Regions from separate parts of the Homo sapiens genome. Here region 2 is linked to region 1. A link is a loop called in an ENCODE intact Hi-C map of the cell type or tissue named here. Cell type or tissue: mammary epithelial cell. All regions are shown on one strand.

What was found. Peaks named below come from ENCODE experiments on the same cell type or tissue, not always from the same donor. Only the 100,000 strongest peaks of a DNase experiment are listed, where the experiment ranks them.
Region 2: a loop joins it to region 1, with 3 times the contacts of the local background. A loop is called at or near these places in 6 of 110 quality-filtered maps.

Annotation. Positions count from the first base shown.
Region 1 is chr6:32,152,575-32,157,574 of GRCh38, reverse strand. PPT2 (palmitoyl-protein thioesterase 2) reads right to left here and starts at 3,434. Exons shown (of 9, transcript NM_005155.7): 1 at 3,171-3,434; 2 at 2,798-2,988; 3 at 2,392-2,545; 4 at 1,792-1,887; 5 at 1,597-1,704. The coding sequence starts at 2,980. PPT2-EGFL8 (PPT2-EGFL8 readthrough (NMD candidate)) reads right to left here and starts at 3,576. Exons shown (of 16, transcript NR_037861.1): 1 at 3,171-3,576; 2 at 2,798-2,988; 3 at 2,392-2,545; 4 at 1,792-1,887; 5 at 1,597-1,704. LOC100507547 (a long non-coding RNA gene) reads left to right here and starts at 3,210. Exons shown (of 3, transcript NR_037172.1): 1 at 3,210-3,286; 2 at 3,739-3,838; 3 at 4,403-4,773. It also overlaps a transcript of PRRT1 not described here. In mammary epithelial cell, CTCF peaks have their summits at 2,807 (motif pointing right) and 3,781; a DNase peak (open chromatin) is centred at 3,544; H3K4me3 peaks cover 2,337 bases; H3K27ac peaks cover 2,400 bases.
Region 2 is chr6:31,969,246-31,974,245 of GRCh38, reverse strand. It overlaps SKIC2 (SKI2 subunit of superkiller complex), which reads right to left. Exons shown (of 28, transcript NM_006929.5): 27 at 4,826-4,966; 28 at 4,495-4,731. The coding sequence ends at 4,531. DXO (decapping exoribonuclease) reads left to right here and starts at 2,108. Exons shown (of 7, transcript NM_005510.4): 1 at 2,108-2,317; 2 at 2,565-2,926; 3 at 3,099-3,334; 4 at 3,421-3,640; 5 at 3,768-3,903; 6 at 4,043-4,137; 7 at 4,222-4,431. The coding sequence starts at 2,571. The coding sequence ends at 4,369. WHR1 (winged helix repair factor 1) reads right to left here and starts at 1,883. Exons shown (of 7, transcript NM_004197.2): 1 at 1,735-1,883; 2 at 1,489-1,625. The coding sequence starts at 1,834. RefSeq lists an enhancer at 1,611-2,321. In mammary epithelial cell, no CTCF peak of the experiment used is centred here; a DNase peak (open chromatin) is centred at 2,075; H3K4me3 peaks cover 2,845 bases; H3K27ac peaks cover 2,908 bases.

The sequences.
Region 1 (5,000 bases):
CCCAATAAGGAAGCTGCAGCAATAGTCAAGGTGGATAGTAATAAAATAGTAGTGATAATGTAGGCCAGGTGCGGTGGCTCACACCTGTAATCCCAGCACTTTGGGAGGTAGAGGCAGGTGGATCACTTGAAGTCGGGAGTTTGAGACCAGCCTGGCTAACATGGCGAAACCCTGTCTCTACTAAAAATACAAAAGTTAGCCAGGCGTGGTGGTGCATGCCTGTAATCCCAGTTACTCGGGGCGCTGGAATCACTTGAACCCAGGAGGTGGAGGTTACAGTGAGCCGAGACTGCACCACTGCACTCCATCCTGGGAGACACAGTGAGACTCCATCTCAAAATAATAATAGTAGTGATAACAACCGTAAACATAGTAACAAGTACTTTTTTTTTTTTAGATGAAATCTCACTCCGTCACCCAGGCTGAAGTGCAGTGGCAGGATCTCCGCTCACTGCAACATCTGCCTCCCGGGTTCAAGCAATTCTCCTGACTCAGCATCCTGAGTAGCTGGGATTACAAGCGTGTGCCCACATTCAGCTAAATTTTTTTTGTATTTTTAGTAGAGATGGGGTTTCACCATGTTGGCCAGGCTGGTCTCGAACCCGACCTCAGGTGATGCGCCCACCTCCCCCTGCCAAGATATTGGGATTACAGGTGTGAGCCACCACACCTGGCAATAGCAAGTACTTCTATCTAGTATCTACTATATGAGCCAGGTACTATTCAAAGTACATTGCATTCATTTATTTATTTAATCCTTACAACCACCTGGTGAAGTACATGCTATAATATTTTACAGATAAGGAAAACTGAGTAACAGAATGGTTAAGTAACTTGCCCAAAGGCACCCAATAGGGTCAAGATTCAAACCCAAGTATTCTGGCCCCATGGTCTGGTCTAGAGGTTGGCAAACTGTGACCAAAGGACCAAATCCAGCCTGCTACTTGTTTTTGTAAATGAAGTTTTACTGGAACACAGGCACATTCATTCACATATGGTACATGGCTGCTTTCACACTACAACAGCAGAATTGAGGAGTTGTGAAACAGACTATATGTCCTACAAAGTCAAAAATATTTACTCTCTGGCCCTTTATAGACAAGGTTTGCTGACTCCCACATCAGACTAAACCTTCTAAGGCAATAAGGTGACACACTTAAAACATTCTGGGCCAGGTGCAATGGTTCACACCTGTAATCCCAGCACTTTGGGAGGCCGAGGCGAGTGGATCACCTGAGGTCAGGAGTTCGAGACCAGCCTGGCCAACATGGCGAAACTCCATCTCTACTTAAAATACAAAACTTAGCCGGGCATGATGGCGCCTGCCTGTAATCCCAGCTACTAGGGGGACTGAGGCAGGAGGATCACTTGAACCTGGGAGGCGGAGGTTGCAGTGAGCCAAGATGGTGCACTGCACTCCAGCCTGGGCAACAGAACAAGACTCCGTCTCAAAAAAAAAAAAAATTCTGAACAGAGCCTGTTCAAATAACTCAATAAATGTAAGTTATCTTTATTGTCATCACTGCTATTGGTTGTAGCAGAGGTGGAAGCAACTGACCTGATCCATGGAAGCCCCAGTTCAGCATCCCCACTCACCATGCCAGTAGTTGCAGATGGAGAATTCCTGGCCCCAGGGGCTATAGCAGATCCGATAGAGGTTAGACCGCATGGAGGTGGGGAACAGCCACTTCAAGTAGTCCGTGTCTGGCAAGCGAATGGCAATGCTAAGTGACCATAAACCTCTGTTCCCCCAAAACTCAGGGCATTCTATGGAGTCTAGTGCCCACTCACCTCCATACTGTCCCATCTGTGGAGAGGAGAGGGAGATGAAAGAATCCACGTTGTGATCATCCATGACAGAAAGCAGAGCCCGGCACACAAGGCCCCCTGTAAGCAGAACACCACATTGGGCAGGCACTTAAGGACAGCAAAGCCAGCAGCACCCCCCACCCCCACCACACACACACACACACACACACACACACACACAGAGACACACACAGACACACACTGTACACAAAGGAGACTGAGGCTTACAGAAGGCAGGCACACCCTGTGCCAAAAGGTCACACATCATATAAGTGACTGAGCCCGAATTAGATGCTGGGCCTCCTGCCTCTAGTTCTAGGATGTTTTTACCTGCCCCATTAGCCCTTATGTCCAAGAACCATGGGTAACAGGAAGCAAAAGGGCAGCAGTGTAGGGAGCCTCCCTCCCATTCAAGACAGAGATGAGACCCAGGTGCTGAGGGAAGTCAGAAAGGAAGGGCTCAGGTACCAGGGTTGTGCCTGGAGCAATGTGGTTCAGAAAAAGGGACGCTAGGAAGTGTCCCTCAGATAAGGATCAAGCCTCAGATAGGGCTTAGGAGTTAGGGGCAGGGGAGTCGCCTACCCTGCGAGTAGCAGATGAGATGCACCCCTTGAGGGGCCTTTGCCATGATGGGGACCACAGCCTCTCGGAACCCTTGCACCTGTTCCCACAGGGGTCGCAAGCTCTCTCTCCCATCGAAGAGATCGAGCACTGTCACCACAGTCCCGGGGTGTGTCTGTGGGAAGGGGGCAATGCAGCCACCGGGGATAGGCTAAGAAGCTCCCACACGCCACCCCCTGGCCCGCGTCCACAGGTCTATTGTACCCTGCTAGAACCAGGGATCCCGTCCCCCAACTCTCCCCCACGCCAGCACCAGCTCCCTGAGGAACTGGGCAGGCCCAGAGGGGTGGCTTTCAGTTCCCCGCTCTCCCTCCCCTGCCACAGTAGACGCCTCTAACGCCCTGCACCCAGGTGTCCCCTGCCAGACCTCATTGATGTATTCCAGCAGGTGGCGGAAGCTGTACGAGCTGTCGAAGAGCCCATGCACCACGATGACCGGCTTGTAGGACGCGCGGTGGGGCGCGGGGGCTGCAAGCAGCAGCAGCGGCAGGAAAGGCAACAGAAGCAGGACCCACGCCGCGGGGAGCCGCTGCCCGCAGAGCCCCAGCATGCTCCCGCCTGAGAAAGGGGTGATAAGGGCATGTGAGGGAGATGGCAACACCCTCCTCCCTCGGAACAGACGCCCGGCAATCAAGCCACCTCCTCTCGCTCCCACACCAGGTCCGTGTCACAAAATAGCCTACTTTTAACTTACTCCAGCCCTCTCCCTACAAACACACCCCCCCACCACGTTGACGCACCAACGCGCACCCGAAGTCCCGCCTCCAACTCAGCGTTCGGGGGACTTGTTCTCTAGGTCCAGGATCTTCCTAATGCATCGCCTCAGCCATGAACAACGCGGAGTTCTTTAATACCCGTGAGCAGCAGCCCAGGCCCCTTGAAGAGTGCAGACTCCCACCTGGCCTGGGTCCGTAGGCCTCGCTCCACCCGCTGTTTACTTATCCCAAGTCTGGAACCCACGGTGGCGGGGGGAAGGGTGAGGAAAGAGAGCGCAGGGGAATGACGGATGGGAGGGGGAAGGGCGGGCTGCTTGGGGTCGCGCAAATCCGTCACGTCCGGGGCTTTCTCTGGCAACCGCGCGAGCGTTCCCCGCAACACAGACCCAGGACAGGAGGGGCAATGGAATATTCCATTGCGCCCTAGGTGCTGGGGAGGAAACAGGCGGAGCGATCCATTTAGGCCAGTGGGGAGAGGAAAAAGCAGCAAACATATTCTGGGAATGGAAAGAAGGCCTCTCCAGGCTTCGTTGCCCCCAGCGACCCAAAAGTCCGATTTCCCCGCCTTGATTCTCCCCACTTCCCAATACAGGCGTCTGGCTCCGCAGCAGAACACGAAGTTTGCATTCCCCAAGGGGCGGCCAGGGGGCGGACCAGGGAAAGGTAGTCCTCTGCATTTTGCCGTGTGCTGGGTGAGTGGCAGGGTGGCCTGGAGGGCTGATGCCAGCCCGGGCGTGCCCCTCAACACCCACCCCACCCCACCCTCCAGTCCGCCCCAGGTCAGCGACTTACAACTCTTCATTCTGAAGTGCGTGTAGTGCCCTTGTCTCCAGAGACGCAGAGAGTCCTCGAGGCCCCTTGAGCTAAGTGCAGCCTGGCCCAGTTTCTCCTGCCCTACTCTACTCCCCTCCCTATAAGCGACCCACCCTCAAGGGGCGGAGGGCGCGTAGGGATGCGCTGACTCATGCCCGCGTAATTTCGACCAGTCTTTCAACCTGAACGACCCCCAGAATCTGGCTGTCTGAGTTATCTGTGGGTGGCTCCCTACCGAAACCCCCAGGCGCCCCACCTCTCCGCCTGTGACCCCTAACCGACACCCTAGTGCCTCAGGGCTTTTACTTGCTAGGGCTTTTACTTAGCATTTAAAGACGTTTCTCTAGAGATAAGGATTTCTCAGCATGTCTGAGCCCCTCTCTCTGTTTACAAGGTCATTGCTTGGTCTAAATTTGTCTCAATCAAAACATTTTTGCGCTCAGAATGGTGTAGAGTGACGATGAGGTGGCGGTAAGGGGTTGAGCGCTCACGCGAACGCCTAAGTGACCAGAACGACTGGTGTGAAGCCGTGATCTGACTCTGTGGAGCCTGGGACTGGTTTCAGCGAGAGCCTCTGTACTGCTCTGTAGTCTCTGCTAGGACATGGACGAAAAGGGACGCAGCCGGGAGAGCGACTGCCCCAGGTGGGGGCTGGGGGGACGTAAGGGAAGAATAATAATTATCTGGCTGTGTTTTTGTTTAAAAAAAAAAAAAAACTGGTGTAAATCTCCATAGACTTCCTATCCTCGCTCCCTTCACCCACCCACGCGCTCCCAAGATGCAATAAGCAAATAAAAAGACTAATAACGCTGTACTGCAGGTCGACTCAGGAGCTGGAGATGCGTCTTGGTGGGAGGTGGTGGGTGGGAGTAGGGGGGTTTAGGGAATGGATCTGAACATTGACCAGCCCAGAGACTCTAAGCAGCCTCAAAAGCAAAGGGAAAGTGGGGGAACAAGCACACATTACCAACAGAGCTGCCAGAAATGAGCAGTTAAGTCATACCCCCTACCCCCTCCAAAAGAGCTTCAGCTCCTTAGTCC
Region 2 (5,000 bases), 180 kb after region 1:
TGCAGCGGTGCTATCTCAGCTCACTGCAACCTCCGCCTCCCCAGCTCAAGCAATCCTCCCACCTCAGCCTCCCCAGTAGCTCTATAGGCGCGTACCACCACGCCTGGCTAATTTTTGTATTTTTTGTAGAGATGGGGTTATGTCATGTTGCCCATGCTGGTATCAAACTCATGAGCTCAAGAGATCCACCCACCTCGGCCTCCCAAAGTGCTGGGATTACAGGTGTGAGCCACCGCGCCGGCCTCTGGGTTCCTCTTAACTCAGGCAAGTCCCTCTCTGCCTCTGTCACAGATTCCTCTTCTTCTGCTTTCCCTTTATGTCAGTGGATCTCAAATTTTAAGGCACACTTAAAAAGCACTTGAGGCAGTTCAAAAATGTAGAGTCCCAAATCCCGCCCCAAGAGAGCGTAATTCATTAACCTTGGATGAGTCCCAGGAACCTGTATTTTTTTTAACAAGCAGCCCACGTAATTTTGACACAGGCATAATAACTCAGCTCATATATTCAGTAACACTGCCTTAAATGATGGTGTTTCCCAGCATTGTGGATTTGACCCTATTAACTTCCACTCTAAACCTGGAGTCCTTAACCACGGACCTCGCAGGATTAGTAAAATATTTCCCCCCTAACTATACATACACCCTATGTATATGTGGCAAACGTGCATTTTTCTGGAGAGAGATAGCCATAGCTTTTATCACCTTCTAAAGATTACAAAAAGGTTAGAAATCACTCCTCTACCCACTCTTCCTACTGGATCTCACCACATCACAGAATTAACCACTTGCTATTCACACCTCCATGACTTGTAATTCTATTATCACTGGCCCAGAATTCTCTCCAACTCTCATATCCAACTGTCTAATACCTTTGTCTTTGGATGCTCCACATGCACCATCAACTCAACTTGTATAAAATTAAACACATTATCTGTAGTCCAACAACTAAATGTGCTCCTAATACCACCAGCCACGCAGTCATCTGGAAAGTCTGAGTTGTCCTGGACTCCTCCCTCTTCCTCACTCTCCTCTCCCTCCCTACTGCACTGACCTAATTTAGGCCTTCACCACTTCTCAGATGCAGTATCTTCTTAGCTGACCTCCCTGCCTCATCCACTATCTCCAATACACCATTCCCTCTCTCTATGATATTCTCTACCAGCCCATCGCCTCAGTGTAAGATGGAAACAACACTGATGTACAAGGCCTGTCATGATCTGACGTCTGACTGCACTCCCAGCGCTGTATGTTCGAACCATGCCCCATGACTCGGTTTCCCCAAAAGCCTCGTTCTTCTACCTCCATGATTTGAAATGCCCTGTACTACCTGCGGGACTTTTAACAGGGTCTCTGTGGCACCCCAGTGCCTGGCACAGTGCCCTCGCCTGAAAGGCCTAATGCTTGCTGAACGGCTGGCGGAGTGACTGAGTGACAGGGAATTCCAGGAGTTAGGAAAGGGGCTTCCGGCGGTCGCACCGACGCCCCTCACCAGCTGCCGGTCGGCCACGGTCCTGTCAGGCACAAGGCTGTACACCTGGCTCCTCAGCACGATGGGCGGCAGCGCGTCCTCAAACAGGCCTCGCGGGAACAGCTGCATGAGTTCTGAGACAGCCGCGCGCGCCGACCCTGGGCAGATAAATCGGCTCACGGACAGGGAACTGGGGCGGGGACGCGGTTCTAACAAAACTCTCGGCTACCGGAAGCGAGGCCCCACCCCCGGGGTTGCCATGGTTACCTGGCTCACCCCGAAGAGGATCCGACTCCACAGGCCCTCGCTTCCGCCGCCTCTTAACTCCAAAGGTCTCCGGGATCAGGTGATGCCTCTTCCAGCTCATATCCCGGGATTTTATGGTACCGGGGAAGGGGTAGGAATGGAGGGAAGAGAACCTGAAAATAGGGTCTTCCGGCGCAGAGCAGTGACGTACGGTCTCCCCGGGCGTCCCTCCTAGACCAGGTGATGACGAAAGGAGCGTCAACTTGTCGTCCCTCAGGCCCGTCAGTGCTGGGAGGGGCGGTGGCGACGCACATACCAGCATCACCTCCGCCAGGCCGGGCCCCACGCCGGCCGCGGATTGGCTCCCTCCAAGGGCACGCACGCCCGGGGACTCGTTGGCGGCGTGGAGGGGCGCCGGTGGCCACGTTGGTGTCAACCTCCTTCGTGAAGCTCACACCTCCCCCGCCCCGGGAGGGGTTTGCCCGCCACTGTCGCTGAATGATTGCATCATCGAAAGCAGAAAACCACTTTTGCATCCTTCGGCCTCTGGCGTGCCTGCCATGACGTCATAGCTCTGCGGAGGTGGAAGTTGGGGAGCTTTGAGGTAACTGGATTCTTGATCTGAGCGCAGACGTCCTTCCTAACCTCACTGCATTTGGAGGACCTGGAGGGAGGGTGGGTGAAGGGCAAGGAAAGAGGCAGGATGAGAGCTTGGCCGCGGTGGCGTCTGAGGGGCCTGAATGTTTCAAGGCCAGAGCCTGGCGATCAGGTGGCTCGCTTAGTCCTAAACCAGTCATCCTTCTCCAGGCCTCCTCTGTAGAATGGAAACTCTGTACCCCTGCTTGTCTTAGGACCTCATGGATCCCAGGGGGACCAAGAGAGGAGCTGAGAAGACAGAGGTAGCTGAGCCTCGGAACAAACTACCTCGTCCAGCACCTTCTCTGCCCACAGACCCTGCCCTCTACTCTGGGCCCTTTCCTTTCTACCGGCGCCCTTCGGAACTGGGCTGCTTCTCCCTGGATGCTCAACGCCAGTACCATGGAGATGCCCGAGCCCTGCGCTACTATAGCCCACCCCCCACTAACGGTCCAGGCCCCAACTTTGACCTCAGAGACGGATACCCGGATCGATACCAGCCCCGGGACGAGGAGGTCCAGGAAAGGCTGGACCACCTGCTGTGCTGGCTCCTGGAACACCGAGGCCGGTTGGAGGGGTGAGCAAAGCGTGGTAGGCAGTATATCTGGAGACCCGTACCTACCCTCTAAAATTAGGAGAGCCAAAGCCGGGGTGAGAATCAGTCCTTAGAAGAAACAAGACTATTCTTCGAGGGGAGCATCTCACTAATGCTTGTGTCAGACCTTCAGCCTGTAACTCCTGCCTCTCAGGGGTCCAGGCTGGCTGGCAGAGGCCATAGTGACGTGGCGGGGGCACCTGACAAAACTGCTGACGACACCGTATGAGCGGCAGGAGGGCTGGCAGCTGGCAGCCTCCCGGTTCCAGGGAACACTATACCTGAGTGAAGTGGAGACACCGAACGCTCGGGCCCAGAGGCTTGCTCGGCCACCGCTCCTCCGGGAGCTTATGTACATGGGATACAAATTTGAGCAGTACATGTGTGCAGGTGAGTTGCCCCTGCTTCATAGCCCCCTTCCCCTTCCCAGAGGTTGAGAGCCCCCCACGCCTGCTGCTGCTTCTCTCCTTGTGCAGACAAACCTGGAAGCTCCCCAGACCCCTCTGGGGAGGTTAACACCAACGTGGCCTTCTGCTCTGTGCTACGCAGCCGCCTGGGAAGCCACCCTCTGCTCTTCTCAGGGGAGGTAGACTGCACAGACCCCCAAGCCCCATCCACACAGCCCCCAACCTGCTATGTGGAGCTCAAGACCTCCAAGGAGATGCACAGCCCTGGCCAATGGAGGAGTTTCTACAGGTTCAGGATCGGGGTGGGCAGGGCGAGAGCTTAGGCTTGAAGGCTGGGAAAGGGACTTGGGGAGGAGGGTGAAGGCAGAATGGAGGGTGCACGAGGGGTCCCACTGATCCCTTGCTTTTCCTGTCAGACACAAGCTCCTGAAATGGTGGGCTCAGTCATTCCTCCCAGGGGTCCCGAATGTTGTTGCTGGCTTCCGTAACCCAGACGGTTTTGTCTCTTCCCTCAAGACCTTTCCTACCATGAAGATGTTTGAATATGTCAGGGTAAGGGAACGATGTTGCAGCTCCCACCCGTATCCCCAAACACCAAGACCACAGGTCTAGCATCCAGGGCAACAGCCTGCCTTCTCTCCTCCCACCACCCCCACTGCCCATCTTCTGCCTCCTCCTCTGCCTGCTCCAGAATGACCGTGACGGCTGGAATCCCTCTGTGTGCATGAACTTCTGTGCCGCCTTCCTTAGCTTTGCCCAGAGCACGGTTGTCCAGGATGACCCCAGGTGAGGCATTCAGCTCTGTCCCTCCCCTCTGGATCCCAGGATCCAGCCTCTGGCCCTCAACTGATGCCTCCATCTGCCCCCCAGGCTCGTTCATCTCTTCTCTTGGGAGCCTGGCGGCCCAGTCACCGTGTCTGTACACCAAGATGCACCTTACGCCTTCCTGCCCATATGGTATGTGGAAGCTATGACTCAGGACCTCCCATCACCCCCCAAGACTCCCTCTCCCAAATAGTAATGCTTTAGAGGGAGGCAGTCATATCTCTGTGTGCAGATAATAAAAGCATATTTCTAAGAGGTTCTCTCGCTGTCTTCTTAGCTGAGTCATCCCTGTCCAGCAACTCAAGCACACAACAGTGCTTTGCTGTTTTATCATCATGTTTTTACATGGGGCATTCACTGGGTGTAGAGGCTGGCCGCAAATACGATGTCCCGCCGTAGCAAGGTAGCCGCTGTCTCCATCTTGGCACCCAGCACAGGCTCTCCTACCAGGCGGGCTGCCCCCCGCAGTGAGCGACACATCTCAGCCAGGCGCTGAATGCAGCGGACCACCAGGCCCTCAGGGGTCCCTGAGAGCCCTGCCAACTCGGAGAAGGGCTGTGGGGAAAGTAGGGTGAGGACTGGATGCACTCAGCCTGGGCAGGTTCTCCCCAGCCAGCCGTCTGCAAAATCCCAAACCTCAGGTACTCACCATGCCCCGGGCCCACTCATATACAACCTCAACCAGCCCAAAATTCAGCTCCCCCACAAATTCCTCCACCGTCTGGTTCAGGCCACAAGCCACCTGGACCTCACCAATCCGCTTGGCCACAGCCCGGACACGTTCTATTCCCTGCAGGAAAGAAGGAGAGGTTAAGGCCTGCCTT